Linked DNA regions of Mus musculus: region 1 is linked to region 2. A link is a loop called in an ENCODE intact Hi-C map of the cell type or tissue named here. Cell type or tissue: left cerebral cortex. All regions are shown on one strand.

What was found. Hi-C counts contacts between places; a loop is a spot of excess contacts. Peaks named below come from ENCODE experiments on the same cell type or tissue, not always from the same donor. Only the 100,000 strongest peaks of a DNase experiment are listed, where the experiment ranks them.
Region 1: a loop joins it to region 2, with 1.9 times the contacts of the local background. A loop is called at or near these places in 2 of 42 quality-filtered maps.

Annotation. Positions count from the first base shown.
Region 1 is chr8:106,804,903-106,807,402 of GRCm38, reverse strand. Tango6 (transport and golgi organization 6) reads right to left here. Exons shown (of 18, transcript NM_173037.1): 16 at 211-362. Among named protein-coding and RNA genes, the nearest start is that of Gm34197, 41 kb to the left of the region's middle. In left cerebral cortex, a CTCF peak has its summit at 1,359 (motif pointing right); a DNase peak (open chromatin) is centred at 1,968.
Region 2 is chr8:106,869,656-106,872,155 of GRCm38, reverse strand. It overlaps Has3 (hyaluronan synthase 3), which reads right to left and starts at 1,320. Exons shown (of 4, transcript NM_001331048.1): 1 at 1,205-1,320. In left cerebral cortex, CTCF peaks have their summits at 68, 1,356 and 1,928; DNase peaks (open chromatin) are centred at 14, 896, 1,338 and 1,943; H3K4me3 peaks cover 2,126 bases.

The DNA of each region.
Region 1 (2,500 bases), 65 kb after region 2:
CTCATGGAAAGCTTTGTTTAATATTTAAAAATAAATACAGCTTCAAAATGGACTAAGTTGAGGAGGGGGAGTCTAAATGGACAGCCCAGTGAGGTTAAATGACTGATCTGTCCAGTCAGAGGAAGACAGCAACAGATGGGAAAGACCACAGATCTGACTCAAGATCCCATGTTATCACAGTCTCAGGGAAAACAACTCTGCATACAGCACCTCATGAACCACGGGGCCCAGCAGGAAGTGCAGGCACTGGCACAGCTCTCCCAGGTTGGCTAAGCTGCTGGCCCTGTGTGCAGCATCTGGATCTCTCACTCCCCGCAGGAAGGTGTGGATCAAAGGTTCCCGGTATTTCGAGACCATGTCCCCTGTAGGAAAAGAAACATAAAAATCCTTTAACATTTCAGCTCCGCACTGGTGAAACAGAGCCACTGCCATGGCTGCATGCGGCCTTACACTCTGCAGTGGACATAGACAACCACTGAAAGTTGTGCTCAGGGCTCATGATGGTGCATGTCTATAATATAGCACTGTAATATAGAGGATGAAGGAAGTTCCTGTGTTCAAAGTCAGCTTGAACTCCACAGCTGGCTTCAAGGCACCCTCTGTTAGATACGCTAATGTTCTTTAGATATAAAAATTAATAAAGCATCCTTTAAGAGGCCTAAAGTTTAGATGGTGGGTGCAGACAGACAAGCGCTGACCACTGTGGTCTTATCACTCTCCATGCGGGTCTGTGTCTCACTCTGCCCTGCCACAGTCTGTTTTCAGCCTAGAAAACAGAACATACTCAGGGCTGGAGACAGAGCTCCGATGGGAAAGTACTTGCCTGGCATGCACATAGCTCTGGGTCGGATCCCTAGCACTGACAGAAACTCAGTGTGGTTGAGAGCTACAATCCCAGGACTCAGAAGAGGCAGTAAAGTCAAAAATTCAAAGTGATCCTCAATTAGATAGTAAGTCCAATGCCAACTGAAAATACAACTGAAGGAAAACGGACCACATAGTACCATGGAGATGCTCTGATCAGCTACTCATTTATTTATCCATTTAGTTAGAGAGGCTCTGATCAGTGATTGATTGGTTGATTGATTGAAGCAGTTTCTCTGTGTAACCCTGACAGTTCTGGAACTTACTGTGTAGAACAGGCAGAGCTCAAACTCAAGAGATCTGGCTGCTTCTGCCTCCTGAGTGCTGGGATTGCAGGCGTGCCCACCCCTGCCCGGCTCTCATCAGTAATCTGGTTTCTTTTCTACTGAGAACAGAGACAGCATTCTCTTCATGAGGATAAGCACCATTATTGTGTTTTATGGGAAGGGCATTTTGCCTGCATGGATAGCTGTGTACCACATGTATGCAGTACTCACAGAAGCCAGAAGAGGGCAGTAAATCTCTTGGAACTGGGGTTACTGATAGCTGTGAGCCACCCTGTGGGTGCTGGGAACTGAACTCTAATCCTCTGGAAGAGCAGCAGAGTGCTCTTAACCACTGGACCACCTCTCCAGCCCGCAGCCAGTACTATTTCACCCAACCTAACCATGGTGTCCCTGGAGTGACCCTTCGCTGTCACTCATGACTCAGCTCACTTACTATATTGTTCATTGCTCATTCCATACTAAGGATATGAGACAACTGACAATAGCTAACATTGAAATCAGCCATTATGAATATAAATTTTTGAGACAGGCTTTCACACAGACCAGGCTGTCCTCAAACTCCCTAAATAGTTGAGAACGCCCTTGACCTGATCCTCCTGTCTCTTCCCTCCAAACACTAGAATCACAGACATGTGCTCCCTATGGCTCTCGGCTTATGTGGTGCTGGAGAGCAAGCCCAGGGCTGTGTGCGTGCCCAGAAACATTTCTACCAACTGATCGACATCTCCAGCCCCAAAATAAATATTTTACAACTCCACAGTGAAGACTGCAGACATCCCGTGCTAAGTATAGTTATTGTAAATGAATTCAAAATTTAGTTTAGTAATTCTCGGTAGCTAAGTCAGAAAGGGAAACATAGCTCTCATTATCCAATAAAGAAAGAACAAAATTCACTGGAAGAGAAAAGCTGAAGGATGAATACTAAGGAGTGTCTCATCAACTCAATCAGCAACTCGTTTTTTGGGGGAGGGCTGGGTGCCACCGGCAGGGCTGATAATTGAACTAAGGCCTCACGCATGCCAGGCGAGCACTCTACCCCTGAGCCACATTCCCAACCCTGCTCCAGCAAAGCTTGAGCACCAACAATATCACAACGATGTTCTTAAATACAGCATGAATGGTGCGTGCTGGAGAGGTGGCCCAGTGGCCCAGTGGCTAGAAGTTTGCACTGCTCTTGCAAACCCTAGGACCCACCTCAGGAGGCCAACAGCCGCCAGTACCTCCACTTCCAGGGGCTCCAGCACCTGGAGAGATTATTGAAACTTCCTGCTTTGTAAACTGTAGAGTGCTTCTGTGCAGGTTTTGCATCTAACAGTACAAAATCCAAAAAAGCTAAACATGCCAAAATA
Region 2 (2,500 bases):
CCTACTGCCCGCCTCGTTCTGGGAAGGGACGGGAGGTGCTGTGGCTGGCCCAGCAACCTGCGTCCTGGCGCCCCGCCTCGGTGCAGTTCCAGAGGCTGTCCGGTCAGGTCCAAGGCAGCTAAGGAAGCTCTCGCCACGCTCCTCACCCGGCTTGAGCTTCACCCCGCTGGCTAAAGCCACACAGCCACACCCACGTGCAGGTTTCCCACGACTCTGCTGGGAAGGAACGGAAAAGCCAAGGAACAACTGCCAGCCCAGACCCTACTCATCTTCTCAGGGCCCCAGGTACCTTGGCAAAGGAGTGCCTGCAAACAAAGGCAGCATCCCTGCAGTTGCCAGCCCCCTCCATCCGGGGGCCAGACCCCCTCCCCCTCAGGAATTAAGAGGTACCCATCTCCCTACAGAAGACCCAGGAAGGTTCTGCAGCTGGATATTCTATGTACAGTCAGGCTCTGGCACGGGCTCTTGTTGAGGTCCTCTGCCCAGAGAGGACACTGTATTTCCCCAAGCCGGTTAACCAGAATGTGATCTTATATCCTGGGCCGCTTCCTCCATCCTCTCAAAAGAGATCCAAGAAAGCTCGCCCAGGCTAGCTAAGGCGCACTTAGATTCAAGGGCACGAGGGTGGGGGCGCTTTACGGGATCCATGTCCCATAGGACAATGAAAAGAAATAAAAACCTCCAGGCAAGGACGCACACCTCCCTACCCAGCAGTAGAACTTTGAGGGCTGCAAGATTAACAGCAACTCTCCCACTGACAGGTGCGCCCTGCAGCCGGGCTCACGCACGGCAGTACAGAAACTTGCACTAGCGGCTGGAGCTCCTCCAATCTCTCCTAGGCACCCTTGGACCTCTCTGAACCGGCAAGGAGGAGGAACTCATCTCACAAACCTGTGCTGTAGGGACCAGATCGCTGGAGATCTCGGTGTCCCCGCAGGTGTGAACCCCCTGCGGGCGTGAGTTGGGGGGAGGGGCACTCTAGCCTCGCTCCCCGCACAGCCTCCCTCCACCCCCAATTCATTCACAAAACAAGAGCCGCAAGGGAGGAAGGGAGGAGAGGCTGCGGGAGCCCAGGATGTCGGAAGAAAGGGAGGAGGGGGTAGGGAACATGGTGCAAGCGACTGCCGCCGGGAAGCATTGAGCGGCCGGAGCCCCAGGGTCCCCAGGTCGCGGTAAGAGGCTCCGGCCCCTTGGGTGCGCTCACCGTGCCGCCGGCTGCCGGCGTTCCGGTGCTCAGCAGGCCCGCGGCGGCTCCATGCTCCTCCTCCGGCTCCCGCCGCCGCGCACTGCCTCCACGGTGCCGCTGGGGCTCCGACTGACGACCGCCTTGCCCAGCAGAGCCGCCTTAAGTATCGCGCGCGACCCACTGGGAAAGGCGCCCTCCTCCGGCACCAGGGCAGGGAAAGTTGGCAAGAGTGGGAGGGCTCCCGGAGCCCGCGGGAGCGCCCGGTGCCCGGCCACCGGCTGGCGCTCGCCAGACTCGGGGTCTGTCGTGGACCTAGCCCCTCCGAATCGAGAGTCGCAACCTCTGCCTCTAGAAAACTAGGGACCCCCAGTGCAGCCCAAGGCTCAGCTGCTCCACGCCGACCTCCGGGCCAGCAGCCTTGGAAAGGCTGTCATTGTCCCTAGCCTAGTACCTGAAGCATCGTTAACTTTCCGGATGACCAGTGGGGACCTACAAAATCGTTCATGTCCATCCCCGCCCCCACGCCCCGCTCCCGAAACCTGGAAACCTACTCACCCTGCAAACGGGCTACCCCAGAAAATCTTCTGAACGCCAAGGGGCGGCTCGCTATGTGAGGGGACTCCCTAAAAACCTTCCCGGTGGCAACAGAGAGGGACAGAAAAGAAAAATTGTCAAATAAAAGGAGGCTGGTCAAAGAAGGTGTTAACTATTATGACAAGCTGAGCTTTGAATTCCGCAGCGGGGCGCTGATGACTTTAAGGCTGTTTGCAAAAGCTGCAGATTGGTCTAGCAGGAATCCAGGAGGTTCCGGTCTTAAAGCCCAAACGGCTCTTCCTCCCCACCTTTCTTTCCCACGTCCCGACCTCTTAGGTCCCCATCCGACATCCTCGCTGGCAGTTCCGTGGTCCCTGGAAGTTGGTGTAGACTCCTCCGGTGAGGTGAAGCCGAGAGGGAGTCCAGGGGAGAAGAGTGTTTGTTAGAGGTAGAAACTCTAGAACCAGCTGGAGATCTCGAGGTTTTACATCTCAGAAAAACCTGAAGAGAAATTGTAATTAAAGACTAGTTTTAAAAATGAATTTATGGGTCCTCCAACCGTCAGAGATAACTTCGCAGGCGGAAACAATTTAATAGGCATGTGAGCTGCTCCAGTCAGGAAGCCATCCCTCTCAGACATGCCCATAGGTCACTTAGCCACAGAATCCACAACACAGCCACCCTGGGCCCCTGCTCCGCCCACTCCCACCCTGACAGACAAAATCAAAACCTTTCACCCTGCTTCATTCAGGAGAAACACCACTGCATGGGCTAAAGGGC